2 separate regions of the Homo sapiens genome follow, and region 2 is linked to region 1. A link is a loop called in an ENCODE intact Hi-C map of the cell type or tissue named here. Cell type or tissue: endothelial cell of umbilical vein. All regions are shown on one strand. Links, peaks and the distances in the headings refer to the core of each region. The heading gives the core; the rest is flanking DNA. Region 1 overlaps USP2-AS1 (USP2 antisense RNA 1). Region 2 holds the start of LOC107984399 (a long non-coding RNA gene).

What was found. Hi-C counts contacts between places; a loop is a spot of excess contacts. Peaks named below come from ENCODE experiments on the same cell type or tissue, not always from the same donor. Only the 100,000 strongest peaks of a DNase experiment are listed, where the experiment ranks them.
Region 2: a loop joins it to region 1, with 7 times the contacts of the local background. A loop is called at or near these places in 7 of 110 quality-filtered maps.

Annotation. Positions count from the first base shown.
Region 1 is chr11:119,474,008-119,489,785 of GRCh38, reverse strand. The region is part of intron 3 of USP2-AS1 (USP2 antisense RNA 1); the gene reads right to left. Among named protein-coding and RNA genes, the nearest start is that of THY1, 59 kb to the right of the region's middle. RefSeq lists enhancers at 12,173-12,672, 12,673-13,174, 14,194-14,488. In endothelial cell of umbilical vein, for the core only: a CTCF peak has its summit at 8,254 (motif pointing left); a DNase peak (open chromatin) is centred at 8,245.
Region 2 is chr11:120,160,535-120,176,312 of GRCh38, reverse strand. It overlaps LOC107984399 (a long non-coding RNA gene), which reads right to left and starts at 7,336. Exons shown (of 2, transcript NR_159965.1): 1 at 7,165-7,336; 2 at 4,632-6,542. It overlaps LOC124902773 (a long non-coding RNA gene), which reads left to right. Exons shown (of 2, transcript XR_007062923.1): 2 at 1-1,002. RefSeq lists enhancers at 6,799-6,958, 12,769-12,938 and a silencer at 6,959-7,128. In endothelial cell of umbilical vein, for the core only: a CTCF peak has its summit at 7,025 (motif pointing right); a DNase peak (open chromatin) is centred at 7,032; H3K4me3 peaks cover 805 bases; H3K27me3 peaks cover 170 bases.

The DNA.
Region 1 (15,778 bases), core at 7,279-9,778:
CCCAGGGAGGCCCCTAAAGTGCTGGTGGGTCTCAGTCTCCATTTCTGCCCTCTCATAGGGCCAATGCTGCTCCCCAAGCTGGGACCCTCAGAGCCACACCATGGCGGCTTGGAAGGTGGCAGGGCTGCAGAAGAGGCTGTGGAGGAACTTGGAGCGTGACTCCAAAGGACGACAAGCAGAGGAACCCTGGGCATGTCAAGCCTCCCCTGTGCCCCTTTACCACCCCGTACCAGGGCCCTGCTTCTCCTGCAGGCTCTGAATAAGCCTCCAAGTTGCCGCCAGATTGCCCAGCACCCAGATGACTTTCCAGCAAAGAAACTTAAGGATGCATAGTCCTTCAGGATGGATTTCTGCCTTTGCCCCATGAAATCTCCCGAGATACAGACCCCAGAGCATGGACCTCTCTTAGGTACTGGGCCACCCTCCTACCCCAGCCGGGCTTAGAATTCTTCCCAGTGTATCCCCCCCACCCTGGTCCATCAGGACCCCCAGATCCTCTTCCTCTCTCAAGTCAGTCTCTGCCACCTCACTCTTCAGCTGTCCTCTGTGCTGTGACAGTCCTTCTTACCACATCTCCCCTGGCTGGCCTGTCCTTGAGGCTTGGGCTGAAACCATCAGCAAGACCTTTGTCTCCTTTCCTACTGGCCTTCCCTGCTCCCCACCCGTAGGTCCCCACTCCATGCCTTATGGGTGGTCTGGCCCACACTCCAGCCAGAGCCACCAGGACATTTCCAAATTACATCCTTCAAGAATCAGGAAGAGATTTCAGAAGGAAATTGCTTTCTCCCCTGCTCAGTCCAAATGAGACTATTTTTTACTTGTCTTGCCCCTCCCCCACCTCTCTCTCTTGCAATTTCAGTAAAAAATGAGAACAGTAGAAAGCGGACCCCCTCGTTGGTCAGCCTTTCTCCCTCCTGAGGTCTGCAGAGGCCTGAAGGCATCAGCTGGGCTAGGGCAGCACCGGCTCCATTCCTGCGGACAGGCTGTACTCCAGGGCTCCATAAGCCCAGAGGCCAGGTCCGGGGAGCTGCAGGAGAGGGCAGACTTGGGGGACAGGGGGAGCCTGTGGCTAGAGAGAGTCAGGCAAACCTGTGAAGTAGGAGCCTCACTTTGTCTCCTGATGCCCCTCTCCCTCCAGGAATGTCCTCCATTGCCTCCAGGTCCCTACAGGTCTCAGGTCAGAGGCAAGACATCCAGGACATCTAATGCTCCATCTATGCCACCTGTGCCAGGCCTCTGAAGGTCACCCCTTCAAGAAAGCACCAGCCTGAGTCAGGGGGCCCGAGCTCCAGCCCTGCTCAGAATGCCACTGCTCTCTCTGCTTCAGTCGTCTCACCCAGAAGTGAGGCCACCTCCAGAGTTGGGGCCAGGATCAGATGGGATGATGCAGGTGCAGGCGCCTTGTAAAGAGTGCAGGCTGCTGTTTGCTGACCACTCATGCCGTGCCATGCCCTGTGCTGAGTGCTTAAGTGTGTAATCTCATTTTGTCTTCACAAGAATCTTCCAGGAGAGTCTATTGTCATTTCATCTAAAGAGAAGGGATCAAAGCTCAGGGAGGCCATGGAACTGCCTAAAGGCACACAGCGGCCGAGACCTCAAATCCCTGTTCTTAACCCTGTTCACACTGTGTTGTCAGGTGCTAGTCTGAGTTTTGTTAAAGGTACCTTTGAAGAACTATTGATATGGTTAGGCTTTGTGTCCCCACCCAAATCTCATCTTGAATTGTAATCCCCGTAATCCCCACATGTCAAGGAGAAAACAGGTGGAGGTAACTGAATAGTGGGATCAGTTTCCCCCATGCTGGTATCATGATAATGAGTTCTTATGAGATCTGATGGTTTTATAAGGGGCTCTTCCCCTTGGCTGAGCTTCTTCTTCCTGCCACCTTGTGAAGAAGGTGCTTGCTTCCCCTTCACCTTCCACCACGATTGTAAGTTTCCTGAGGCCTCCCCAGCCATGCGGAACTGTGAGGCAGTTAAGCCTCTTTCCTTTATAAATTACCCAGTCTTGGACAGTTCTTTATAGCAGTATGAAAATGGACTAATACAATTATCACCCCAAGAGATAAGTGCAGGAGGAATTTCAGGCTGTGCATGTGTGGAGGAGACACGGGGTTGAGGAGAGCTTCTAGAATTCCTCAAATGACAATAATAGTGGCCAACTTGTGCAGGCTGTGTGCTAACCTGCACACAGTTAGCCTGCACAGGTTAGCCACTATTATTGTCATTTGCTAGCCACTCTGATGCTGTGGCTGACTATGTGCAGGACTCTGCTAAATTCTTTCTCTTGTTAACTCATTTAATACTTACCATCCTCTAAGACAGGTACTGTTATCATCTCCAGTGTGCAGATGGAAAAGCTGAGGCACAGAGAGGTGGCTTAAGGCATTCAAAGGCATGTGACTAGTTAGCCTCTGCCCCTTACAGCCTCAGCCACGACACCGAGGGAGCTACTTCTCCTCCCACTGACTCCTCTTCCTGAACCAGAATGTACCTTGTGGGAGTTGTGGGACAAGGAATAAATGGGGGGCTAATTGTCAGAATAAGAACCCCAGACCCAGGACCCACAGTGAGGATGGGGATGTCTCTGCCCTGACTTTCAGGTCAAAATCACCTTCTCTGTCTATCACACCCCTCTCCCCCGACACCCAACATAACACCTATAGTCCATGCTGTTCAAGGCTGTGGTGCTGAAGGAGGGGGTGTGGACTGGGTACCCTGGGACACAGGGCTGCTTGGCTGTTAGTCTCCTGGTTCCTCCCACCCCACCCCGGAGCCTCCCAATCTCCCTCTTGAGTGTGTCCCATCTCTGGCTCTCTGTGCCAGTTGCCCTTGTTTCCCTTACCCCCATCCATCCCTTTTCCTGGCACCAAGCTTCAGATTGCAGGGTCACCTCAGCCACTGGACAGTCACAGGGAGCCAAGGACAAAAGGACCAGTGACATCACTTGGGAATGAGACCAGGAAGTTCAAGCCTGGCTGACGGGGCCAGGGAGGGGAGAGCTAACCAGGAGATGACAGGTTCACCAACCTGTCAACAAGAGTGTATCTAGACCCAGCAATGCTAGGCTGTGGCTGAGCAAGTCACATGGACTGTTAACCAAGGGGTCTATCGGGGCAGCAGCAGCAAGGGACCTCCCCTGTAATGCAAGACTTCTGTCACCTCAAGCTTCTTCTCCAGGATATGTTCCATCTGTACTGGGGAGGGGGGAATTCTCCAGACAGAGCCAGCGCCTACCCCCCTCCCCTAACACACACGGTTGCACTGGGCATGCATCCTAATAAGCAGTCATTTAGGCATATTTTGCTGCCCTAAAGATTTTGAAAATCATGTAAAAGTATGCATATAATATGATAAGATGTAACACATAAATGGATGATGTTCAATCAAAGCCAAGACTGGTGGGGCCTCATCTTCACGCCAAAGTGAGAGGGAAAGCAAGGTCCAGGAAGGGAGGAAAGGAGGAGGCAGTGGCCAAAGACCCAGAGACAGAGTGAAGGGACAGAGCTAGCGACCGAGAGGTTCCAGAGAGAAACAAGGCGCCTCAACCCGGCAGCTCCCCAGGCCTGCACTGGGCCACCAAGGGCTCCACATGCTCGTCATGAATTTCCCTTTTCTGTCAAAAACAACCAAGACACAGGGAGAAGAAGCATAGAATAATGAGGTGAGATCAGAGGGGATGTTTTTGTACTCAGAACATTTCAGAAAATTGGCTCTGAACATGGGGGCAGTGACCACAGAAAGGAAAGCAGTGACAAGGTCCTCAGAATCCAAGAGACAAACGCTCCCTGGGAGAAAGGAGTGGTGTTTACTTGCGTGTTCATTACCCTCTACCAGCAGCGAGGACAGTGCCCAGCACACAGTAGGTGCACAGTAACTATATCGAATCATTGATGAATGAACACCAGCTTTTCAACACAGCTAAGGTTTTATTAGCCCTTAAGCCTGAGGAAAAAAATACATCCCCCATGGGTAGTTCCAAACAGGCCACTGATGAATGGGATGGGCAATTCATCCATTCATTTATTCATTCACCCATTCATTTACCCTCCAATATGTGTTGAGCCCTTCCCAGTGCGCACTGCTCTAGGATGAATCAGTGGACAAAACATAAAAATTCCTGCCCTCAGGGAGCTTTTGTTGTGTTGGCAGAAGACAGTGCAATAACACAGACGAGCAATGGGCTGGGGTGTGAGAAGGTCATGCATGCCATGGAGGGAAATAAAAGGGACAGGGTCAGGCAGCAGACTTGCAGGAGGTGAGGGAGGGAGCCAGGCAGCCATGTGAGGAAAGAAAAATGCAGAGGCCCCTGGGGGAGCCTGCGGGTAGTGCAGGTGTGTGAGTGTGTGGGTGTGCGGGTGTGCAGGCATGTGCGGTAGGGATGGCTGGCACGCCTGAGCGAGGTGCAGGCAGTGGGGAGGGCTGCAGGGCAGCAGTCTGGGCTCCGGGCAGTTGAGAGCCTGGCTTTCCTGGGAGCAGAGGCAAGACGGAGCCTCTGTGCTAAGCAGGGACTGCAGGGGCCATGGAGGGACCCGAGGCAGGGCGGGTTTGGTTGGGCTCTGGATGTATTTGGAGGGTTGGCGGCAGGACTTCCTGGCTGATGGGGAATAGGGTGTGAGGAAAGGCGGGGAGTGCAGTGCTTCACGGTGCCCTCACGAAGCTTCCACACTAAGCGCAAAGGGGAGTTTGCTGCAGCTGCCTCCCCACACCCCTTACCCCTGTCCCCACTCCTGCCCAGCACAGCCCAGGCCAGAGCAGTTCCCCAGTTTTCATCTCAGCCCAGCTGGCACCCTCTGACCACAGACCCCCCGCGGAGATGTGAGCACTGCCAGCCTGGGAAGGGAGGCCCAACCTGTCCCCAGCGCCCAGGTGTCACTGCCTCATTAGCTCTGTGCTGGGCTCCTCCAGCACAGGACAGCAATGTGTGTCTGTGACCCCAGTGCCACCACACAACACACACACATGCTCACACATGCACACACACTCATACACACGCACTCTCACACACAGCCGCTCACACGCCCTCATACACTCGAAATGCTCACACACATACAATTTTGCATCCTCACATTCACACTCATACATTTATACGTGCTTTCATACTCACATACACACAGTCACACCCACACACAAGGGTGTGTATTTGCACCCCCATAACGCCCATATTGCCACGCACACTTACTCCTTGGGGCTCCCTGGGTGAGTAACCCCATTAATTCTCTTCCTTCCATGTTAAAAAGAGGAGGCTGGGCCTGCCTAGAATCACGTGGCTTATGACCGTTTATGGCTCATAGACCCTGCTGAGAACTTGGTGAAAGCCAAGGATCCTCACCCCCATTCTCTCTCACACTCACACTCACACACACTCACTCTTGCACACATGCACACACATCACATTTGGTTTTGTGTTTCCAGGGCTCATGACCCTCCAGAAGGCCCTCCACAGACCTGGGTTACGAACACTGGCCAAGACACTGTGGTGGAAAGGGGAAGGACTCTGTGCAGGACCTGTGCCTGGCACTTCGCAGCCCTCAGCTCTGATCCTGACAACCCAGCAACACCAAGGCAGGACTGGGCCAGCCAGCCCCAGCCTCCCCCAGACTAGGACCCCCCACACCCCTCAGATTCCTGGGACCCCCTCCTCCATGCCCAGCCACTCTGCCTTGCTTCCTCAGCTTGCTGACTCAGAAAGGCTTCTGGTGCATGGAAGGCAGTCGAGAGGCCTAAGAGGCCCTCCTGGCATCCAGGCTGAGCCAGGCGCGGCCAGTGTGCCCCAGGACCTAGCACCTTGTGGGTCCTAGAGCCGCAGGAGGCGGGAGGGAGGGAGCAGGAAGCTGGCATGCGAAGCAAGGATGAAATATTGATGCCTGAGTCCTGGTAAAGCAGAAAGCGCTGCTTGTCCATGAATAAAAAAGCGGGTCGGAGGAGCAGGCTGGGCAGCAGATTAATTAATCTAAGTGAGCGCTCGCTGTGCTTTGTGCCATGAGGGAGGGTGCCATGAGGGAGGGTGCGTGTCCCAGCCACAGACCCAGCAGTAGTCCTCTGTACCAGGCAGGCAGCTGGGCCACACCAGAAACATGGGCAGAGCTGAGCACCAAGTCCAGACAGGCGGGAGGGGCAGAGGCAGCAGACCCTCCAGGACCAGCCTGGGCCTCTCTGCCCAGTGCCCTGCCGGGCCACCCAAGATGACAGCTTCCCCGGCAGAAGGAGACCCAGAGACAGCTGCTTGGAGGGGCGAGCATTGGCAGGACAGGATCTCTGGTGATGAGAAGCATCCCGGGCTCCTGGGTCCTTCCCAGCTGTCTCAATCTCCCCCTCGGGGAAACTGACAGGACCAAGGTAAAAGAGGGGGGAAGGTGGGGAGAAGGGTGGAGGCAGCAGGTCTAAGATTTGGCACAGGAAGTTGGCTGCAGGCTGGGCACTGCACTGATGTTGGCAGGGATGGTAGCCACAGGTCTGTGAAGGCGAAGGGTTGGAGGGTGTTGGAGCCATTCCACCCTCCCCAAGACTCATCCCATGCTAACCCAAGATCCTGACAGCTTCCTGCCTGGGCATAACCTGGAAAATGCATTGGAGGAAAGTGGGCCACAGGTTGATTGGACATGGTGCTGGAGGTCTCACCAGGAAACTGTGCCCACGACCTCTGCATTTTTTCTCATCCCCTAGATGTAGCGGCTTTCACAGGCTCTTGGCAGTTTTGTTTCCCAGAAGTTACACTAGGACTTTGCGGGCAGGGTGGTGACGTCCGTCATCATGCTCCCCATCTTCAGAGTCCAGCAGAAGTGTCCTAACTGACCCCTGTTCCCAGGGGAGGACCTCCCATCCCAGTGGTACGAGCTCCCCCATCCCCACCCCAACCAATGCTCAGTGGGTCCAGGTGCCCTTGGCTCAGGGCACCTTCCCGCTCTGCGATGTCCATGCACAGCACCATCCCTGGAACCTTCTCTGGTCAAGGGCCAGGTCAGATTCCAGGGGGCCTCGGCTGGTGCCAGCCCCAGTCCCAGTCCCAGGCAGGCGGCAGACACCCTCCAGCCCACCCTTCCTTTCAAAAGCCTGAACCCTGGATCACAGTCAGGAGCAGCCTCTGGAAACCAGCCCAAGACCAGGCCATGGGGAGAGGACATCAGTGGGGGAAAGAGGCGCAGCGGGCCTCATTGCAGGCTGGTTACCTCCACAGCCACGGCCATGACCTCTGCCTGCCTCCTGGCCCCAAGCCTGGCAGTGACCTCCCTGGACCACACAGCCCACTGCTTCTCTGGCGGGGCTGGAAGCACTTCCTATCTGTCCTGCTCGCTGGGCATTTATCACCGGCAGCCTGCCCACACCTCTTGTGCTTTGTCTCATCTTTGTTATTTAACTTTGTTTCACGTAGGATTATTCCTGTCTCTCCCATTAGTTCTCAGCTTCTGGAATGCAGGGGCAAAGTCTTTTTCATCCCTATGGTTCCCCCAATCCCCTACACAGCACCAGGCCCTTGAGAGCCACGTTGCACAGGTGTCGGAGTGAATGCATGAACATGCGGGGCCTGGGGCAGCCCCTTGGGTCGGACCCCAACGCCCAGCCAGCCCTGGCACTGCCCACTGCCTCAATGGGAGCTGGCACTGGCCAAGGGCACCTGCTCCGCACCTGCCCAGAACCAAATGGGATTTTACAAGTATCTAACCTTCCCCACTACCATCAAGGCAGGCGTGTCTCTCCCATCGAACAGATGACAACACTGAGGCTCAGCACTTGCCCAAGGTCACCCAGCCGACAAGTAGCAGGGCCAGGAACGGCAGCATCCTCGCTGGCACCTCCAAAAGCCAGCTGTGAGGAGCCCTGAGCCGAGGGCCTCTCCTGGCTGCTGAGGAGGCTCAGAGCTGGATGCAGGCCAGGGCAGGACAGGTCCCATGGCTGAGAGCAAGAGCAGGCGGGCACGGAAACCTCACCCCTGTCCCAGGGCCCAGGAAAGACTCGGGCGTCCAACCAAATCCACTCGGCTTCCAGAGGCTGCCCCGGACAGACGTCACCGGGCCTGGGATCAGGGTGGTGTTGGTGACCCTCACCAGCCCAGAAATAAGCACAGGTTCCCCGGAGTCCTGCCAGAGATGAGAAAGGCAGCAGGTTGACCTGGGGGCGCACACGGCCGTACCTCCGCGCCCCCCACCCGCAGCGCGTTGCCTCCGAAGCGGGAAGTCCCAGGTGCATTCATTCCTGAGAAGAGGCCGGGCAGCCGGAGCCCGCCATTTCTGCAGTCACAGCGCCACCTCCTGGCCGACCGCGGCGTGGCCGTAGGGGCCGCTCCACCATCGGAGAACTTCCAGACCGCAGGCCTTGAATCAGGCATCCAGCAAATATTGACTCAGCACCTCCCTTGGGACAGGAGTGATGTTAGAGGTTGGGTATACAGTAGTGAAGAAACAGACTAAAAGCCCTGCCCTTGCAGAGATTACATCCTAATGGGGGAAAGAGGTAATGCATAAGTAAGGTCAACACGTAAAACAGACGGTGTATTAGAGGGATGAGCACCCAGGAGAAAAATAAAGCCGGAAGCGGTGAGTAGTGTCAGGGAGGCTGTGGTTTTACACAAAGTGGCCAGACACGGTCTCACCCAGGCAGTGACATTTGCGTAAAGCCTGGGAGGAGACGAGGAGAGAGTTGAGCAGACTTCTGAGCTAGGGCATCCCAGAGAGCAGGCACAGCAAGCGCGAAGGCCCGAGGCCTGCCTGGAGGGTCTGAAGAACAGAAAAAGGCCCTGAGGATTATGTGGAGGCTGGAGAGGGCAGGGGTGGGGGCAGACCCTGAAGGACCCTGTGGGCCATGGCGAGGGCTTTGCCTCCATGACATGGGGCTTCATGGCCGGGCTCTGAGCAGGGGGATGGCGTAACTAGCTTGTGTTTTAAGAGGATCTCTCTGGGCACTGTGTTGAGAACAGACCGTGGGGTCAAGGGTGGAAACAGACATCAGTTAGGAGTCCACTGCAACCTCCAAGCACCTTGGCCCTGGGGTAGCAAAGACAGTGGGGAGGTGAAAATGGCAGGATTCTCCCAGGTGTAAGAGAGAAAGGAGTCAAGGACGATGCCAAGGCCTTGGCCTTAGGTAGAGAAAGAAGCTGTCCCAGTACTGTCTTTTGCTGAGGCTCAATGGGAGAAGTCAGGAGTTCCGTTTGGGAATTGACGGTCAGAGTTGTCAGGTGAAATGTCACGGGGGCTGTTGATAAATGAGTGTGGAGCTCAGAGGAGAGGCCCTGCCTAGAGCTACAATCCGCAAGTCATCAGCACTTGGGTGACATTCAGAGTGAGACCGGATGAGATATCAGACACTCTGAAAGCAGAGCGAAGGGACCAAGGAGAGAGCCCCAGGGCCCTCTGACATTTCCAGATCAGGAAGATGTTGAGGAATTGGGGAGAATGAGAAGGAGGAGCCAGCGAAAGAGAGGACACCAGGAAGGGGGGCTCCCAGGAACCCAAGTCAGAAAAGAGGAGGAAGCGACCAACCACGTAAAAAGCCACTGATCCTTAAGTCAGGGCTGAGAAAGGTCCCCTGGGGTTAGCAATGTAGAGGTCACTGGTGACCTTGATTGTGGTCAGAGTGGGGACAAAAGTCTGACAAGAGTATGTTCAAAGGAGAATGAAAAGAGAGAAATCAGAGACAAGTTGAGACAATTCTTTTGTGGGATTTTGCTGTAAAAGAGAGAAGAGAGATGGGGAGCTAGCTGGAGGGGCCGTGAGTCAAGAGAGTTTTTTCAAGGCGGGAAAAAATACGAGCTTGCCTCCATGCTGACGGGTGATTGGGGTACAAAGGGAAAAACGTATTGAAGGAGAGGTCAGGGAGAAATATGAGAGTGCTGTCCTCAAGCAGATGAGAAGATCTGACTGTGCTTCCAGAGGAGATGCACTTCACAGCCGCCAGAGGGCTAGAATGGAACACCAGGCAATCACAAGAATGGGGAGAAACTGGAACCCCCAGGCCCTGCTGGTGGGAATGTAAAATGATACAGCCACTTTGGATAACAGTTTGGCAGTTCTTCTAAAAGTTAAACCTGCAGTTACCATATGACCCAGCAATTCTACTCCTAAGTATGTACCTAAGAGAACCAGAAACATACAACCACACAAAAACATGCACACAAATATTCATAACAACATTGTCTGTAAGAGCCAAAAAGTAGAAACGACACCAATGTCTATCAACTGACCAATGGAATATTATTCAGCCATAAAAAAGAACAAAGTTCTGATACAGGCTACAACATGGATGAGCCGTGAGTACAAAATGCCAAGTGAAAGAAGCCAGTAGCGAAAGACCACATGGTGTGTGACTCCATTTATATGAAATGTCTAGAACAGGTGAGTCTGGAGAGACTAGATTTCTTCAGAGACAGCATAGATCGGTGGTCTCCAGGGACCAGGGAGGGGGAATGAGGACTGACTGCTAATAGGAACGGGGTTTCCCGTGGGGATGAAAATGTTCTGGAATTAGGTGGCGGTAAATGTTACACAACTCTGTGAACACGCTAAAAAGCACTAAATTGTACACTTTAAAGGGGTTAATTTCATGGAGTATGAGTTATATCTCAATAATAGTATTTTTTTGAAGATCTGGTCATACAGAGTGGAGGGGTTGCCTCAGCCCAGGAAGGAAGCAGAAGACCCAGGCAGATGCAAGCAGGTGTGTGGTGTGGGGGTGGGGACCATGGACATTCTCTCCCAGTGGCTTCTATTTTCTCAGTGAGACAGGAAGTGACATCATCAGCTGAGAGTAGAAATGGAGGCTCCAGGGAAGAGCACAGGGACAGAACAGATATGTCACCGCAAGAGGAAATGAATGGGCTATGGAGATTCAGGAGGATTCCCAGGCAGCATCAGGCCCACGGGAAGGAAGCAAAGGTGCTGGGAGGCAGGGGGCAGTGGTCCCATGTCAAGTGGGCCCAACAGCCTGAGAGTGTGGAGACCTGGGTCACCAGCATTGTGCTCCCCACATAACACGGTTCGCCCACTCTCTGGACATACAGGGGTTCCCATGGGAGTTTGATACAAACCCTAAAAATATGCCTACCTACTACCCATCACCTTTTAAAATGCACATTCCCTGTCACTCTGCAATTCCTCTTGGGGAATTCAGTCTCAGAAACACTTGCATGCAGACACAGCTGCATATGCAGGGATGCTCACAGCAGAATTGTTAGCAATCTCAAAAGATGGGAAACCACCTAAGTGTCCATTACTGGGTAAGTGGTTTTTAAAAATTATAATACATCCACACGATAGAATACTCTGAAGCAGTAAAAGCCATGAAGTGGTCCAGACGTACTAACATGAAAGGATTTCCATGGCATATCATGGGTGGAAAATCAGGTTGCAGAATAATGTGTGTAATATTATATAATTTTCTTTCCTTTCTTTTTATACAAAATGGTATGTATGCATGTGTGTGTTTAGATTATTAAAATATACATAAGGCCTGGAAAGGATGCACTCTAAATTATTAATGGTGTTTAATCTCAAGAACTAGGTTTTGCAGGAAGGGTTGAGGGGGTTGATGAGGCAGAAGGGATTTCAGAGGGAGGCTTTCATTTTGTGCTTTTTATGTTTTTTGAACTATGCTTTTTGAACATGTAACATGGAGCATATATGCTTTGGAAATTTAAACAGGAAAGAAGGCTGAGCTCAGTGGCACATGCCTGTAATCCCAGCACTTTGGGAGGCTGAGGCAGGAGGATCGCTTGAACCCAAGAGTTTGAGGCTGCTGTGAGCTGTGATCACACCACTGCATTCCAACCTGGGCAACAGAAGGAGACCCTTTCTAAAAAATAAAATAAAATAAAATAAAATAAAATAAAAAGGAAAGAGCTCATTGTGCCCTCTTGCGCTTCTTTCCCTCTCTGGACTAGAGGACCCTGGAAGGCCAGCATCCTCCCTAGCCCAGACAATGCTGTGCATTGGTCCCTGGAGATCATGGCGGGTCCTGACACCTGGGCTTTCCCTTTGCCCACCTCTCTTCACCCCCAGACAAGGGATGAGGTTCAGAAAAGCAGGAACACTTGCAGCACCCAAACCTCCACTTTTTCTCCTCCCCTCACACCACCACTGCTCCCCTCCAGCTACCTCCCTGGGGAAGAAGGTGTCTGATCAATCCAGTAGAACCAAAGCGGAGAGAGGTAGCTCCGTAATGCTAATAGCATGGGTTTATATAATGCTTGCTGTGTACCAGGCACCATTCTGAACACTTCTCATGAATGAACTCACAACAGTTCTATGGGTTCCACACTATTACTTTACTATCCTGCATTGTAGATTTCAAAAACACAAACAAACAAATAGGAGTCACAAAAGGCCAAGTAATTTGCCCGTGATGCTACTACCATCTATCTGTAAGTGGAACCTGCACAGTGAGGCTGCAGAATCGGCACACTGACCTCTGCAAGCCGTGCCCCTGCGAAGCCACAGTCCCGCCCTCTTCATTCCTTCCTCTGCTCTTCTGTGGCTCTGGGTCACCTGACGTCTGCTAGGGTCAGGTACTCTCCAGGGCAAGACTGTGGCATCCTCAACACAGACCCCCCGCGCTGACACACGCCTGGCAGCCAGTGAGTGCTCAGCAAGTGTCTGTTGAATTAACTGTGGCGTGCACCACCCTCTCTCCCGCCCAGGGATGAGCAGATCCTTTCCCCTTCAGAGCAGTCCAAACAAGGCAGCAAGTTTGCTCAGGAGCCTTCCGGAGTACTGAGTGGAGAGCAGCCCATGGGGATAGAACAGAGGCTGCCACTGAGCTCCTGCTCCTGCTGGATCAGACTCCTGCTCTGGGTCAGACCACTACCGCCCTGGCTGTCCAGGTCCAGCTGCTGGTAACGGTTTGTGTTGGGAAGGGTTCCTCCCAGGTTGGCCTCAACTCCTGTCTGCCCTTGACTGAGCTGGACTCAAGCCTTGCAGCTGCCCCATCCCTCTCCCAGAACCTGGCCCCACTCCTTGGGGTTCAAGCTGCAGAAGGGTGAGCCCAGACAGCCCATCCCTGAGGCCTGGATCTGGCTACCCTTCCTCCAGCTCATCCACTCCCAGCCACCTTGGCTACTTCCACCCTAGACACAGCTAGGTGCTCACCCTGAAACAGGAAGTCCCCACAGCTGACCCTTCAGTCCTTCGCTTTACCTGCAGAAACCCCCAAGCTCTTGTAGCTCTAAGTCCCCTGAGAGCTACTCACAAGTTCAAGTTTTCAGGCTGAGGGTCATCAAAGCCCCTCTGTTCATTTGCAGAACCTGGAGCAGAGCAACATCTCCACAGACCAGCTCACCTGGCCAGTTCAGAGGCAACTCTGCCCACTTCCTTGGTCCCCCTGTGACTTCCATGGCATAGAAATTTGGGAATTCAAGCTTCCATCTATCCATCCATCCATCCATATATCCATCCATCCATTCATCTACTCAGCCACATGTCCAGCCACCCACCCAACCATCCATCCACTCATCCATCCATCTATCCATTCATTTATCCAACCATCCACCCATCCACCCATCCATCCATCCGTATATCCACCCACTCATCCACCCACTCATCCACCTATATATCCATCCATCTATATATCCATCCATTATCCATCATTCATCCATCTATTCATCTACCTACCCATCTTTCCACCCACCCACTATCCATCATTCATCCATCTATTCGTCTACCTACCCATCTTTCCACCCACCCACCCACCATCCATCTATTCATCTATATATCCATCCATCCATCATCCATCTACTTATCTACCCACCCATCTATCCACCCATATACCCATCCCTCTCTCCCTCCCTCCCTTCACCCATCCATCCATATATCCATCTAGCCAACCAGCCAACAAATGTATATAACGTGACATGCTGGACCCTAGGGATCCTGAGATGGACACATTATGATCCTATCCTCCCTCTGAGGGTAGGAAAGTAAAAGAAGAAAGGGATGTTTTCCAAAGATTATTCTAAGAAGGTGCTGACTAATGGAACTTTCCGTGATGCGGCTAATGTTCTCTTCTGTGCTACTCAATATGGTCAACAGCCATTAGCCATGTGTGGACATTCAGCATCTGAAATGTGGCTAGTGTGACTGAGGAACTGAGTCTTTCATTTCATGTAATTTTAATTAATTGAAATGCAAACCATCACATGGCACCAGTGGCTTCAGGACGCCACAGACCTAAGAACTGTGGTAGCACAGAAGGGAGGGGAGGCTTCAGGGAGGAGACAACATTAGGCGGGGCCAGGCTCAGACTCAGCCAGCTTGCTCATTCTTCTTCCCTGACACCTGCTGGAGCATGTCCAGCCCCGGCCAGACCCTTAAGCATATTTTGGAAAGTCTGTTGTCACAGTGCTGAGCTCAGCTGGAGGCTCTTCTGACCTTGCACACCCTCTCTGAGGTCACTGCTGGGTGAGGCCTGAGCCCTTCTCACTCCAGGAGTTCCTGACTCATCCTGGAAAAAGCAGAAAAGCCTCTGTATTTCTCAAGAACCAGCTTCAATGTTAAGAAGAGGGCAGACATGACCCCAGGCATGACCCCAGCTCGGGGACACAGGGACAGGGTATAGGGGGCAGGGAGAAGTCCAAAACAAGTGAGAAGCAGAATAGAGAGCCAGGGCCCAGCAGAGGGTGAGGTGAAAACTGATGGAATGAGACATGGAGGAACGGACAGCCCAAGCCAGCAGGGCAGACAGAGTAAGAGAGATATGCCACAGAGCGACGGCTAACATGAGCCAGAACGGAAGGGACATGCTGAGGTAAAAACAGCTGGAGGCAGGCTGACAGGTGGCTACAGACAAGACTAAGACAGGCTGACCAAAAGGCAGTCTGTGACCCCAGGAGAGGTGGGGTGGGGGTCCCAGAGGGCAGCTCTGAGATCTCTGGCACATCCATTGACTGCACTTGCAGATCAGACCACTAGGAGGTAGCATTGCTCCAACCACTGCCACTAGCCCGGCATCCAGCTTCCAAAAGATGGTTACAGCCAGACTCCCTGTCATGGGCAGCGGACATGGCTTCACTGAGAGATGTAAGAGGCTGGGATAGGGGGACCCAGGGCATCTATGCCCTAGCCTGGAGAGTCCCTCTCTCATCACCCAGGATCTCCTCAAACCTGCCCCTTCCCTCCACATTCCCAGTCCCTGGCCTTGTCCCTTTCCTGACAGCTGCCTGGGCTCCCAGAGCACTGAAGGACGGAGGCTCAGGATGCCCATCAATTCCCTGTCTTTGCCTGAAAAAGGCAAGTGAGGATTCTAGGTCTGAGAATTGCCCTTAGCTCCTGCCATGGGGCCTGGTCCATGACGAGGGTCTCATGGGTTCTTGGGTGCAAGGCGTGCTTCACATAGATCCAGGGGTCTTGGCTGACCCCATGCTCAGCAGCAGCCAAGTGCAGCTTTGGGCTGCATTAACAGAACCAAATGTCTGGATACAGGACTGCATTCAGCAATGAAGCCCAGTCCTCAGGCTATAGCTCTGGAACAGACAATGTAGCACAGGAGGAAGAGCGATGCGGACCATGTCATAGTTACAAACCCAGTCGTGCACATCATAGGGTGGTGATCTCATCAGATTATAATACCGTATTTTTGCTCTACCTTTTCTGTGTTTAGATGCCCAAATATTTGCCATTGTGTTACAGTCACCTACACTGTTCAGTACAGTCACATGCTGTACAGGTGTGTATCCTAGAAACAACAGGCTCTATCATGTGGCCTAGGTGCGAAGCAGGCTGTACCACCTAGGCTTGTGTGAACACAGTCTACGATGTCCCCACAATGACGAAACAGTCTTATAATGCATTTCTCAG
Region 2 (15,778 bases), core at 5,723-8,222, 690 kb before region 1:
CCTGCCTCAGGCAGGACTAATGATATATGTTTGTCTTATTCTTCCCCTAGAACTCCAGGGGTCAAAATACTGTATATTCCTCCACTCATCCATCCATCCATCCATCCGTCATTTATTGAAACATGAGTAGGACAGTGGACCTCTCCTTTAACAACTCATGGTATAGTCTTTTCAGAGTTTCCAATCCCTAACCAGCAAGAGTAATTTCTAATGTCTAAACTAAATGTCTAATCTAATCCAGTGTCTAATTTCTAACATCTAATCTAATGTCTTCATTTCGTAAATAAAGAGAAGGATAAAACAGGCTCATTCATTCATTCACGCATATGCAAATGCATGCATTCATTCCACAAATACTTCTGAGCATGTTGTCTGTTCCAAGTGAATTGGAAGGCACACCTTTGTTTTGGATATGCCACTTACCTTTCATGTTCACTAGGTACATCCTAAGACTGGGAACTCAATCAGCATTGAAAATGCGGTCAAGAAAAGCTCATATGTAACTACGTATTTGGACAAAATGTAGCTCCTACAACTCCTTCCATTTAAGGATCTCAAAATATCTAAGAGCATGATCATTGCCCAGAGGGAGTGATCGTGTGTTGAGGGTTTCATCCCAGCTGGCATTCGGGCGGCTCCAGAATTCCTAATTCTTTGCCACGAAACTGTTTCCAGAGGAGCAGGTAAGCAAGGCTGGGTTCTTTTGCCTCTGTCTGAACCTGCTCCCCAGCCCTTCCCTTGAGTTCTGTACCCTCTTCCCCCATCTTGGGTCCTTTCAGCTTCCACATCTTCTTGAAGCAAAAGGGGAGAAGGTGGGCTGAGAGTGGGACAGAAATACCCCCTTGAACTCTCAGCCTCTCCTGATTCATCAAAGTGGGGAAGTTGGTTGCTGGAATGAGTGGGGGCGGAGAAGAGAGGAAGAGAGGGCTCTGCAGGCTGGGAATGATCCAGAACCCTCATTAATGTCTGACACCTCCAATAAAAGCTGCAGATTCCCCAAAAGCGATTTTTGAAAATCCTCAACTCTTTGAAGCTTGGTGTTTAACTGCCACTCCTTCCGCGGGCTTAATAGGAAACCAAGCCCCTTGGCTTGTACAAAGGGCATCACCTGGGGTAACACCCCTTTTCCAAGCACTTGAGATCCTCGTATAGGAGCCCTTGAGTCTTCTTGCAGCTGGGCATGACAGGGAGGCCTCAGTCCTTGCAGAATGAAGGGCAGTTTCCCCCAAGGCTTGTGGCTATGATGAAAGCTGAGGCTTATTGGCTGGAGTGGGTCAGAGCTGTGCAAGGGAGCAGGGGCAAGACTTGGAAGGCAGAAGGTGGATTGAGTGCAGAAATGTGGTTACGTCCAAGCAGTTATTTTTCTAGACCAACTTCTTTTTTTTTTTTAACTACCTCTCTCCATTTAACTGAAAAAGTGGAACAAATACATATGCTAAAATAGGAATATAATGAAAAGTAAGTCCCTCTTTACCGGAAGCCACCTGTCTCTCAACCTGGAGGCAACTACTATGAACAGAATTTGTGTATCATTCAGAAATTTCTTATGCTTTACATGTACCTTCTTTTCTTGGGCATAAACAGGAACATAGTATCTCCACTGTTCCATATATGACTTGTTTTTAACAATATATCCTGCAGATCCTTACATAAATCGACTGCATTTGTATATGCTTATAAATCTACTTCATTCTTTGCCTGGTGTTATATAGTATGGGTACCACAATTTATTTGCTCCATCCCCTAATGATAGATATTTAGGTTGCTTTCAGTCTTTGTTATTACAAACAAAGCTGCAATGAACAGTCTTGTACAAAGACATCTGTGCTAATATAACTGAGGGGTAGATTTCTAGAAGAGAAATTGCTGCATTTGAGATATGTACCTCGAGTTTGCTAGACGTTGTTTAGGTTGTTTTCTGACTAGCTAAGATTGCATATGAAGTGGTGGAAGAATTGGTTGTCAACTCTCCATCCCTGCTCCCCACATTCTACTTCCTATCCTTTGCAAGAATGGGATACAATGATGGGGATAACTCCCCCAGTGGGGTGACTGAAAATCATTTTTGATGGGCTTTGGGAAGCACAAAGAGAGGTTTTTGTTTTCAGAATGACCCACCCTCCTAATGATGTGGGCTCAGGCTGAGCACTACCTGAGTCCCTGAGCAGAGCCAAAATGAAGAGGGCCTGTGAGGGCCAGAGGTGTCAGTTGGACTCCTCCACAGAGCAGAACCACTAGCCCATTCCTGGGAAACTCCACGGGCTCCCCAACTTCTGCTCACAAAATGCTGCAATCACTTGTGTTGTGGTTTTAACTTTTCAAAGCCTTTTGCAGCCGACGTTTCATTCCACTTCAGCTGGGAGGGAGGCCAAACAGCGATTGTTAGATGAAAAGACTGAGATCCAGAGAGGCTGTGTGATGATGGCGAGTGGTCATGAAAATGTACTGGCTCAAGTGTGAGGAGTCTAAGTTTCAAGTCCAGCCCTGAGGTCAGTTAGCTGTGTAGCCCTAGGCTTCTGTTGAAGTGTTTGGATAGGATGGTCACCAAGCCCCTCACCATTGAGGGTGTGATCTGATGACTGTTCAAGTCCTGCAGTTGGCTTGGAGACAAATGGGACATGACCATTCTCAATTGGCTGGCTGTTGAGGATTCGTTGAGCCAGATGTTGGGTTGCCCATCATATGATGGCTCCAGGCAGTACCACCGTCCTGATGTGGCTCCTGTCTAGGCAGCAGAGGGTCTCTGTTTCCTTTGAGTGCTGGAGCATGCTCTCAGATGCCTCTGGGGGCAGTTTCTGTGGAGGGTATTGTACTGCAGGCAGGGAGACACAGCAGAGGCTGGAGCAGATGGGATTGGCCCAGGCTGCTAGGGACGAGGACCCCCCATGCAACCCCTTTCAGAAGCACTGTGGGGGGAACCCCTCTACCCCATTAACGCCCCTATAATTTATGCCATCTGCCCCCATAAAACCAACCCATCTCCAGCGTCTGGTTCTCCAGATGGCCTTGGGGGCCTAATCAAAGCCAGGCCCCTCGCTGGCCTCTTCCTCTCATACTGGTCTCTTTATAGCCTTCAGCCATCCCGGCTCCAGGCCCCCTTAACTCCTTCATCCCCAGATTCCTCCTCCTCCCGAGGATCTCTGTTCTGTGCCCTTTCAACGCCCTGGACTAGGTTCACACAGAGGAGGCCACCCCAAAGTCAAGTGTGATTTCTTGGGAGAATCGCTAGATTGGGATCAGGATCCTATGGCCACCGCTGACTTACTGAGTGGCTTTGGGACAGTCATTTGACCTAGCCCCCGTTTCCCTATTTTTGGCAAGCAACATTTCAATGAAGAGCTTGCAAGATGTTTTTTACCTACATGGTCTCATTGAAACTTCCAAAAGGAGGTAATTACTCCCCTTCTAACAACTGTCACACGGGGACATTCACGGCAGCATGGGCTGCGGAGAAGAGGAAGTAATACAGAGGTCCGCAGTTACCAAGCCAGACTGGGGAGGGGCCCCACGCAGGTGGCACGAGCCCCTCTCTCCAGGCAGGTCAAGGTCCCCCATGGGAGGGCGTGGGATCTCCCCACAGCTCTGTTGCCGTGACTTCTGGAGACTGAGGCTCTGGCTGTGACTCTTGACACAGGACAGTGTGGGGGAACTTGGGGGAGGCAGAGAAGAGGCCACGTGGAAAGCAGCACTTCTGTTCCACGCCACTCCGCTGAACCCCACAAGGCAGGGGGTGCAGGTCAGTGACAGCCCTCATGCTTCCCAGAGGAATCAGAGCCTGTCCCCGCTGAAGACAAGACAGGCGCAAACAGGCCACACAGGAGCAGGAGGGCTGCAGCCAGTCCCACAGGAGGAAGGGCTGCGCCAAAGGTAGCCCAGGCATCGGGTGGCTGGTTGAGTAGTGGCGTGGAGACACCCTGTGGTGAGATCAAGGAATCACAGTTTGGTTCCCTCCGAAAGGGGATGCGACAAAAAACCCAGAATCAGCGTTGAGTTTCCACCTGTGCTGGATAGATACTTTCCAGAGACCTCCTTTCCCCATCCCGGTGCTCTGGGAGGGTGACGTGCCAATGCCCAGACTCTGCCACCATCCACCTTCTAGCTCTCCCACTTGCCAGCTGTGTGATGGTGGCAACTTACATAACCTCTTGGAACCTCAGTTTTCTTGCCTGTGAGATGGGCTACTTCGTGGGGTTGTTGCACGGATGGGGGCAAGTGCTTGCCCAAGGGCCTGGTATGTAATAAGAGCGAAACAAAGTTGGCCACTGCTGGAGAGGCTACATCTTGTCCAGTGTCACATAGTTAGTAAGGGACTGGTGCAGCAGGGATTGAATCTAGGTTTCTGCAACTCTGCCTCATGGGAAGCAGGGAAGTTGACTGTTGAGTGTCCCCACTCAAAGGCCACGTTTATTTCTGAGATGGAGAAGGTACAGTTAGAGCTCACCTCAGGTGGGGCAAGAGAGAGATGACTGGCCACATCTGACTTTCTGGCAAGCCCAGCTCCAGTCAATGAGAGAGCAGAATCTCCCACAGGTGGGAAGAGGTGTTGGTGCTGCCTCTCCTGCTTCCTTCTCTGTCCCTTCCCCTACCTTCCCCCAGGACCAAGCACCTGGAATAGAGATGGACTCTCTCCCTTCCATTTTACTGAATTTATTTTATAAAGACGGGGTCTGCTGTGTTGTCCAGGCTGGTCTTGAACTCCTGGGCTCAACTGATCCTCCCGCCTCAGCCTCCCGAGTAGCTGGGACTACAGAAACACACCATCATGCCCTGCTAATTAAAAACAAAAACAAAAACAAACAAACAAACAAAAACCAAAGTGTTTTTTGTTTTTTTGTAGAGATGGGGGTCTCATCATGTTACTCAGGCTGGTCTTGAATTCCTGGCCTCATGTGATCCTCCCGTCTCAGCCTCCCAAAGTACTGGGATTACAGGCATGAACCGCCATGCCCAGCTCTCCCTTCCATTTTAAAGAGGAGATCATAGGCTTGGAGAACCCAAGTGACTTGGGCAAGACTGAACTGGCAAAGAGCAGAGTCGAGATTGGGCTGGAGGTCACATTCCTCCATCTGTGACCTCGGACACTGCTCCAGCCGCCATCTCCACGGTGGGGCTTGGGCCCAGGTGCTTGGCTTAGCTAGGCCAAGCAGTGATAGAACATGAAGGACGGGGTGGACTCTTTCCTAGGGTGTTCGGATGACCAGCTCAGAGGCTGGTCCCCACTGGCCAGTGGCCTGACACTGCCGTCCTGCTGGACATATGCACATAGCAGGCAATGCAGGCATTGCTTAGTCCTCGGCTCTTAAATGTCTGGGCCAATCCCAGCTGCAGCCAGTGCTGCCTCGGTGGAGTCAGTGAGTCTTCCCCAGGATCTTGTCTACCCTAACACGTGCCCTGCACCACAGGTTTGCTGAGGGCACTGATTTAGGCTGAGAGCTCATTATGAGGGACAAGCTAGGTGTTATGTGTTGGGTGAGGGTAGAGTTACTAAGCTGTGTGTGTTGTGGGGGGAGGTTGGCAACAAGAGCTGACGTTCATCGTGCCTGTGGCAGTGTGCCCGCTACCCTCACAGCCACTCTGTGAGACAGATGCCACCATCCCGTCAATTTTACAGACGAGAAAACTGAGGCACAGAAATAAAGAAACTGGCCCAAGGTCACACAGTCAGAAGATGGCAGAGCCAGGATTTGAACCCAGGCAATCTGACTCCATAGCCCATGCTCACCACCATTGCCCCCGACAGCCTGTATAAAGGATAGGGCAGTTGGGCTCGACAGAAAGTAGGGTAATGGGGTCCGCAGAGGGACAGTTGGGGCAGGGAAGGGGGCTGCAGGTTCCGATGAGCAGTTGGGGCAGGCTGTGAGGAAAACCAGTGTGTTGGGGGCTTCTTGTGAGAGGCAGAGAGCCTCGGTCAGAGGATTAGAGGTTGTGCCCTCTCCCCGAGAGCAGAGCACTACCTGCAGGCAAGGTATCCCGGTGTGCCAAGAATGGGTTACAAGTGCGTGGTCAAGACAGAGATCTCCCCTCCCCCACCCGACCCTCCAGAGGGTCCAGGGGCTCCCGGGGCATCTCTGGCCCCCTCCCCCAGCCCCGCCTCTGGCTGAGAGCAGCCATCGCCTTACTTCACTGTGCCATAGGGCAGCGTCGTTTCCCGCGAGCCGCGCTGTGAGAAAGCCAGGGAGCCCTGCCTGGGGGCAGCCCCGACTGCAGGTCGCCCAGTGCCCGCGTCCTCCCAGGCACAGGAGCTTGGCACTGCGGGCGCTACTTCCACAGCGGCAGCCGCCTCTGCCGCTCCCAGTGCCAGGCACAGGCAGCCCACTTCCACCTAGGGCTGCTCTGTTATTGGCGGTGGGGTTAGGCCTGACCGTCAGGGTGGGCTCTGCGTTCACCAAGCTCAGGGAATCCCCGAGAAGCTCATTCAATCCATTCGGCATCCCGGCGCCTGCTGCCTTCCACAGGCTGCACGATCCTGGGCAGGGGACCCCCGTGGATTCCAGATCCATCATGAGGATGGTGGAAATAGTAATGCCCACCGCAGAGGGCACCTGCAAGCATTAAATGAGCTGGTCTGCGCATCCCGCAAGCCTTTGCCGAGCGCCTGCTCTGTGCCAGGCAGTGCTTGGTGTGGGGATGGGAAATGAACTAATAAACACAGTGCCCACGCTCAAAGAGGGGAAGTGGCCAGGGCCAGGGAAACGCACCCAGAGACAGAAACTGGGATATGCAATGAATAGGGCTCGGCACAGAGCCCAGCACGGAGCACGCCGCCCGCACACACTCCTGGGCCTCCCTTTAGAGCAAGAACAGCCTGGCCGGACAGGGGATTTCACCGCTGCCCTCTGCAGCCCGCAGGGAGCCCGAGGGCAGACGTAAAGCCCATGCCGGCGTCGGCCATGAAACAGGCCTTTATGGGGAGCGGAAGCAGCCATCAAAGCCTAGCGAGCCGGGGCAGGCCAGGGAACGCTGAGAGCCCGGACGCGGAGCGCTTCCCACCGCCCCCACGGCCCCGGCCGTGGCGCCTCCCCGCCTGGCCACACGGGGGCGCGCTCCCCCTCCGCGCCTCGACTGCTCTACGTCCGCGAGCCCCGTCCGCGAGCCCAGTCCGCGCGCCCCTCGGGTCGCTCACCATGTCCCGCCTCGCGCCACCTCCCCGTCTCTACCGCGTACCTTCCGCGTTCCTCTCCATGTCCCCTCTGGGTCCGCCCAGCGCCCCGGCTGCGCCCCCTCGGCGCCCTCTTTGCCGGGTCTTTTGCTCGCATCCTGCCCGCATTCGCGGCGGAGAGAAGGAAGACACAGCTCGTGCAGCGCTTCAGCTTGAGCGGGCTCCCTCGATGCGCTTCCTAGGCTAGCAGGGTGTGCGGATGCCGCTCGGCTGAGTCGCGGGGAACGACGGTAGCTCACGCACTAAGCGCCCTCTCCGCGCTGGGCTCCGAGGGTGCGGCGGCGGGACCAGACTTTGCAGGGCTTTGTACAGTCTCCAGGCCTGGGTCTCTCTACTGAAGGGACTTGGGCAGGGTGTGAAGGAGGGAGGTGGTGGCGAGAGGGAATTTATGTTCGGAAAGATCCCTCTGGCTGCTGGGTGGAGGGTGACTTGGAGTGAGCTGGAGTTGCCCTACAGAGAGCAACCAGGAGATTCCTGAGAAGTCCAGGAGGTGACGGTGACAGGGTCACGCAAGTGCAGACTCCAATGCGTTACACATATATGTGGGATTCGGGCGTCGGTCCAGCCCCTCCCTACTCCCTGAAGCCGCCCCAGGCCATCACTTGTTGGACTGCAGACCCCCTCCCTTCGCAGAGATCCCTTCCCCACCCCAGGGTGTTCCCGGCCTGAGGCTCCCACCAGATGTGCCACATCATGGGTAAGCTGTGACCATCACTAGCACCACTATGTCCACAGCCAATGTAGAGACGTCCAGTTGGGTGCCTGCCTGGACCCCACGTCAGGCCCTCAAAAGGGAGCAGCCCCCGAGAGTGTGTATGTGGTGGCTGGGGTCGCCACAATCTGTAGTCCGTTCATTGCTTTCAGACCCCGAAGCTTGCTTCTGTCTGTAGAGTCAGAGGCAGTCTGTCTTCGAGGAACTGATTAATGATAAACAAACTTCCAGGAGACTGAAAAGAAAGTATAACGTCAATGTAGTATGTAAGGTTCTCACAGAGCTGTTGTGAGACACACTCACAAATATTTGGCAGACACACACACACGTGCTAGAACGGTGCCTGTGCCGCGCATGTTAGCTGTGACTGTGATGAATGGAGAGAGTGTCCAATATGCGGGTCTGCCAAATATGGTGCTTCTCTGGGATGCTGACTAGGTCTCCTGGCTCCTCAGTGGGCTTGGATTCAGAACAAATGATGGTTCATCCATCCTCGTAAAGTGTCACCGGAAGTTCTCAGGGAGGCCCCCTGAAGTTCCCTGTCCTCCAACAGAACATGCCTCGCTGGTGCCTGAAGTGTCCCTGTTCACCAGATATGCGGTGGGGCTCCCCCAGGAACTGCGGGATCGCATGGAAATAGTCCGTCTCTTTTTCTGGCTTCCTGCCAGCCATTACTTTTTGATGACCAAACAGGGCTCAAACGCTTGGGCTTCTTATTTCCAGTTATGACCACAGACCAGTCCTGCCTGTCTGTATACACCCTCGTCGCTGTGACTAAACTTGGACGTTTCCAAATCTTTTCAGCTTCAAATTTACGGATAGTCTCTTGGGCCACCTCTATACCCTTCCTGTGTGGGTTTCACTACCCAGTTTAACTCTCGGAGAATTACCCCGGAGGCTTCCCTCTGCCCCGGTTGCTGGCAATAACCGCTGTGCCTGTGTGGCCAGGTTCACCATCCGCCATCCTCACCAGGCACTGATAACAACTAGGAGGACTCATATTTTTAACTTTAGTTTACAAACCATATATGCTCCTCTGTTTGATCTTCAGAACAACACCATACTACTGTGAATTATCATTCAACTACACACATAAGAAACTGACGTTTAGAGTGATAATTAGAATTGTATTAGGTCTCATAATGATTATGCAGCAGATTCAGGACCAAACTCAACACTCATGGCCCAAGATCCTTTTACAGTACCCCTCTCTGCCTTCCCAGTACAATTGATAATCAACTCCCTGCTATGGCCAGGGTGCTACTGGTAGCATCACTATCCCTACCACGGGTCTTACCCAGCATCTGTATGGCCAATAGCCACCATCATGCCCCATCAGTTGTACTTACAACTGAAGAAAAAGGCAAGTGCAGTTTGTGAATGGACAGTTAGTAAGGTGTTCACACTTCACACAAGATCCAGGGTAAATCTGTCTGAGGGGTGAGAAGAGAGAGGTAGATGGAGGCATTTCAAGATAGAAAAAAATCAGAGGATCACCTGCCCCCATCAATCAACGATAGCAAGACTTGGATATTAAAGTTGATTATTAGCCAAAAGACTTTGGGCCAGTCACATTGATTCTCTGGGCCTCAGTTTCCTACTGTGTAAAAGGGACAATAAAGTTCTAGCTTCCAGTAATGGAAGAATAGCTTTGTTTTACTAACCCTTCCTCCTTCCCTCTCTCCTCCCCAAGCAGCCACCAGCAGCAGATAACAATGATAAAATCTAGACAAAATATTTTTAAAAACCCATTAATCGAAGACATTGGAGAATGATTAAATGCAGGCAGAAACTGAAGGGATGTCCGCCCATGAAAAAATGAACTGCAAAGAATGAGACTTAGGAGTTTGCAGCCTTTTTCTGAGGGCATACCACATGGGTGGGTTCAGTGGCAGAAGCTGCAGACTTACTAGTTTGAGGTATCAGGCAGAGCAATCAGAAAATTGGGAATGCTGAAAGCGAGGGAACCGCAGAGGGCGTGAACCCTAAAATCTAATGTAAAATCTGCTCAAATCCTTGGTTGATTGCTAAGCTATTAAGCTAAACTGTCAAGCATGAGGGAGACCCCAGGCAGCCTGGCAAAAAAGCAGCAGCTAGAAGCTGAAGGAACTGAGCAAAGGTTTCAAATGTTACTCACCACAGGAGAGGCAGAGTTTGGAGTTTGAGTCTAGCCAAGTTAACTAACTGCTGCAGTTGAAATTACTCTTCTAGCTAAAAGCAGAACTATCATTTGACCCAGCAATTCCATTACTGAGTATATACCTGGGGGAATATAAATCATTCTACCATAAAGACACATGCACACGAATGTTAATTGCAGCACTATTCACAATAGCACAGACATGGAATCAACCTAAATGCCCATCAATGACAGATTGGACAAAGAAAATGTGGTACATATACACCATGGAATACTATGCAGCCATAAAAAAGAACAAGATCATGTCTTTTATGGGAACATGGATGGAGCTGAAGGCTATTATCCTTAGCAAACTAATGCAGGAACAGGAAACCAAATACTGCATGTTCTCACTTCTAAGTGGGAACTAAATGATGAGAATTTATTAACACAAAGAAGGAAAGAACAGACACTGGGGTCTTCTTGAGAGGGAAGGTAGGAGGAGGAAGAGGATCAGAAAAGATAACTATTGGGTACTGGGCTTAATACCTGGGTTATGAAATAATATGTACAGCAAACACTGATGACACGTGTTTACCTATGTAACAAACCTTCACATGTACCCCCACACCTAAAATAAAAGTTAAAAAAAGAAAAAAATTACTCTTCAAAGGTATATGACAGAATCCAGAGTCTCTAGTACATATCATTCACAATGTCCAGTATCTAATCAGAATTCACAGGCAGGCAAAGAAACAAAACACGGCCCATACTCAACTAAAAAACATTCGATTGACCTCAACCCTGAGGTGATCCAGCTATTGCAATTAGCAAAGATTTTAGAGCAGCTCTTATAAATATTTGAGAATATAAAGAAAAATATATGGATTATGAATGAACAGATGGTGAATATCAGCAGAAAAATACATCCTATAATAAAAGAAACAAATGGAAATTCTAGAACCAAAAATGATCAAGCAATAAAATAAAAAATTTACTAGATGGGTTTAACATCAGATTGGAGGTAGCAGGAAAAAGAGTTAGTGAACTTGTAGCTAGACCATTAAAAATTATCCTATCCTAAGGACAAACAAAAAATTTTAAAGAAAAATGAAGAGCACTTCAGAGGTCTGTGGGACATCAAGCAGTCTAAGATGAATGCCACTGGAGTTAAAAAAGGAAAGGAGGAGAAAGAGAATGAGTAAGACAAATGTTTAAATAAATAATGACCTAAACTTCATAAATTAGGTGGAAGGACATTAATTAGCAATTCAAGAAGCTCAGTGAACCCCAGGCAAGGTAAGTACATAGAATACCATACCTAGGCACCTGATGTTCAAGCTGCTGACATCCAAAGATAAAGATAATACATTGAAAGTATCCAGAGGAGAACGATGTTACCGATCATGACCAGCTTCTCAACACAATGGAGCAGCATCTTTAAAATGCTGAAAGAAAAAAGCAAAACAAAACCCTGCCAAGCCAGAATTCTATATTCAGCAAAATGTTTTTAAACATGAAGACAAAGTAAATACATTTTAAGATAAAAATGAAGAGAATTCATTAGAAGCACAACTACACTACAAAAAATGTTAAAGGAAGTTTTTCAGGCTGAAGGGAAATGGCACCAGATGGTAGCTCAGATTTGCCAGAAAAATAAAGTCCATCAGACATGATAAATATGTGGGTAAATATAAAAGACGACACACATATCATATTTTCTTATCTTAAATCTTTAAAAGACATATGGCTGTTTAAAGAAAAAATTATAACACTGTCGTGAGGGGTTTATAACCTATGTAAATTAATATATATGACAAAAGCAGAGCAAAGTATGGAGGTAAATTTAAGTGGAATTATTCCTGCGATTCCTACATTTTATGTAAAGTACAATATTAACTGTAAGTACATTGTGGTAAGTTAAGATGCATGTTATGATACCTGGGACAACCCCTAAAATGCAAAGAAAAATAGATAAGAAAGGTAATAGAGGAATCAAATAAAATAGTTAGAAATATTTGATTAATTTATTTTTTCTTTCTTTTTTTTTTTTTCTTAGAGAAGGAGTCTCACTCTGTTGCCCAGGCTGGAGTGCAGTGGCATGATCTCGGCTCACTGCAACCTCTGCCTCGTGGGTTCAAGCAATTCTCTGCCACAGCCTCCCGAGTAGCTGGGATTACAAGCGCACACCACCACGCACAGCTAATCTTTTTGTATTTTTAGTAGAGACGGGGTTTCACCATTTTGGCCAGGCTGGTCTTGAAATCCTGACCTTGTGATCCACCCACCTTGGCCTCCCAAAGTGCTGGGATTACAGGTGTGAGCCACCGTGCCCAGCTGAATAATTTCAAATAAGTCAGGAAAGGAAGAACAAATGAATGAGAGAACATGTGAAATAAATAGAAAACAAATAGGAAATGACAGAACTAAACTCAAATTTATTTATATTACATCAAATGTGATTTGACAAATTATTGATAAAATGATGAATTAAACACTTTAATTAAAAGGAGTAGACTATCAAAATGGACAAAGAAGCAGGACCTAGGTATATGCTGACTGTACGAGATGAACATTAAATACAAAAAACACAAACAGGTTGAAAGTAAAAGGATGAATAAAGATATACCATTTGTGATGGTCAGTTTTATGTGTCAGCTTGGCTTGGCTATAGCACCCAGTTATTCAATTAAACACTCATCTAGGTGTTGGTGCGAAGGTATATTGTAGATGTGATTAGCATCTATAATCAGTTGACTTAAAGTGAAGGATATTATCCTTAATAATCTGAGTAGACTTCATCCAGTAAGTTGAAAGGCCTTAAGAGCAAAATTGAGGTTTCCCAGGGAAAGAAATTCTGCCTGTGGACTGACTATAGCCTCAGCTCCTGCTAGAGAGTTTCCAGCCTGCCAGCCCACCCTACTCTACAGATTTCAGATTTGCTAGCCCCTTCAGTCACATCAGCCAATTCCTTGAAATTCTGTCTCTCTGAACACACACACACACACACACACACACACACACACACACACACACCCCTGTATATCTATAGAAATATAGATATCCAGTAGGTTCTGTTTCTCTGGTAGAACACTGACTGATGATACACGATTCAAATAGAACTCATCAAAAAGCTAGAGTTACTAAATTAATATCAGACAGACTGAACTTCAAGACAAAGTGTATTACCGGAAATTAAAGGGATATTTCATAATGATAAAAGGATAAATATATTAAGGAAGCATAATACTTAGAAATATGTACTAAAATCTAATAATAATTAGTTATAATTATTATAATCTGCACTAAATCTAATAACAGGGCTTCAAAATGAAGCAAAAACTGATAGAACAAAATCAATAGAAAAATTTACAATTATAGTTGCAGATTTTATCTGCAACTCAGACACTGATAGCATAATTAGACAAAAATTCAGTTAGAATACAGAATATTTGAATGACACTATTGACTTCCTTGACTAAATTGACATTTATAGAATACTACACATAATAACTGCTGAATACACATTTTACCTACAAGTGTCCATGGAATATTCACCAAGATGGATCATATGCTGGGTAAAATAACAAGTCTCAATAAATTTCAAAAGATTGAAATATTATAAAGTGTTTTCTAACAAAGATGGAATTAAATTTAAAATTAATAAGATATTTAGAAATTAAATAAAATTTTGGTATGTTGTATTTTCATTATTTAGTTCAAAATATTTTAAAATTTCCCCTTTTTTAAAATTCTTGAGTTATCTGAAGCTGTATTATTTAATTTCAAACTGAATCCAACAATATATGAAAGGGTTATATATCTGACTAAATGAGGTTTATCCATTTTATATTTGTAAATCAGTTATTATAATTAATCTCTTTTACAGAATAAAGGAGAAAATTCATATTATATCTCAATAAATGCCCAAAAATCATTTGACAAAACTCCAATCATTCATGATAAAAACTCTCAGAAAACTAGAAAAGTGACTTTCTTAATCTGACAAAGGGCATCTATGAAAAACCTACAGCTAAAATCATACTTGCTGGTGAAAAACTGAATACTTTCCCCATAGATGAGGAAAAAGACCAGGATGTCTACTTTCACCACTTCCATTAAACAATGTACTGGAGATCATGGCCACTGCAATAAGGCAAGACAAATAAAGACATAAATACTGAAAATGAAGTAAAACAGTATGTATTCACAAATGACATGATAGTTTACGTGGCTAAAAACCTTATTAAGACAAATAAGTGAATTTAGTAAGGTTGGAGGATACAAGGTCAATACATACAAATGCATTGCATTTCTGCATATTAGCAATTGGAAAAATAATTGGAAAAGGAAAAATTCCAATTACAATACTATTATAAATAACAAAATAGTTAAAAATTCTTTAACAAAAAGTATGCAAGAACTGTGTACTGTAAATTACAAGACATTGCTAAGTGAAATTAGAGAAGACCTAAATAAATGGAGGGATAAGCCGTATTTATGAGTGAGAAGAGGTAATTTTTGCCAAATTAATCTAAAGAGTTAATGTAATTCCAATAATAATCCTAGAAGGCTTTACTGATAGCATTTTACAGGCTTATTTTGAAAATATATAGAAGTACAAAAGACCCAAGTTATCCTGAAAAAGAAGCAAAACAAAGCTGAAGGATTTATGCTAGATTACTTTAAGACTTAGAAAACTACAGCAATCAAGACAGTGTTGTATTGGCATATATAGACAAGTGGATCAGTGAAACACAATAGAAATTCTAGAAATACGCTTGCACTAACATAGTTAATTGATTTTGGACAGAGGTGCTAAAGCAATTCTATAGAGGAAAGAAAATCTTTCAACAAATGGTGCTTAAACAATTGGACATCTTTATTCTGAAGAAAATGAAACTTGACCCCTGAACCTTATGCCATATATCAAAAAATTAATTAGAATTGGATCATAGATCTAAATATAGCAGCTTAAAATATACCTTTTTTAAAAGTAAGCATAAAATAATATTTTTAAGACTCAAAGGTTGGCAAAGATGTCTTGAATGGAACCCAGAAATCAATAATCATTAAAGAAAAAATAACATATTAGACTTCATTAAAATAAAAAAAATTTTTGCTCATCAAGAAGCATTTCTGCTTTCAGCATGATAGAGTAACAGCGACTAGATTTACCTTGCCACTTTCAACAACTAGAAAACTGGACAAAATATGTGAAAAAAATGTTTTACAGACATTAAATAATAGGCAGTGCAGGGCTGTGATCCTTAAGAGAAGGGGAACAAATGAAGAGAGCCCTACAATGGCTTATTGCCTGGAGGCAGTTTCCAGGTCACAGAGCAGGGGGAGAGAAGCAAAATACACCTGGTAGTCTCACTGAATTGAGAAGAAAGTTGCAGTTCGGGGAGGCCAAGGTGCTTGAACTTGCAGGGCAGAGTAACAAAGAGGAGAAAGTTCACAGAAACAGACAGAGGTCTGAGATCTTCATAGGTGTCCCTTGAGTCTTTGACAGGCTACTTGGATTTATACTCTGTGAGAGTAAATGACCCAAAGCTGAAGAATCACCAAAGGATGGGCAGAATTGTATAGTGGTGAAGTCTGGGCTTTTAGTATACCTGTCACCCAAATAGCATATATTGTACCCAAACAGGTAGTTTTTCATCCCTCACCCCCCTTCCACCTTCCTGCCTTCTGAGTCACTAATGTCCATTTAACCAAAAACTACTCATAACCCTAAAGCTATTGACATAATAATAATAATAAAAGAGTGGGCAGAACAGTTTCT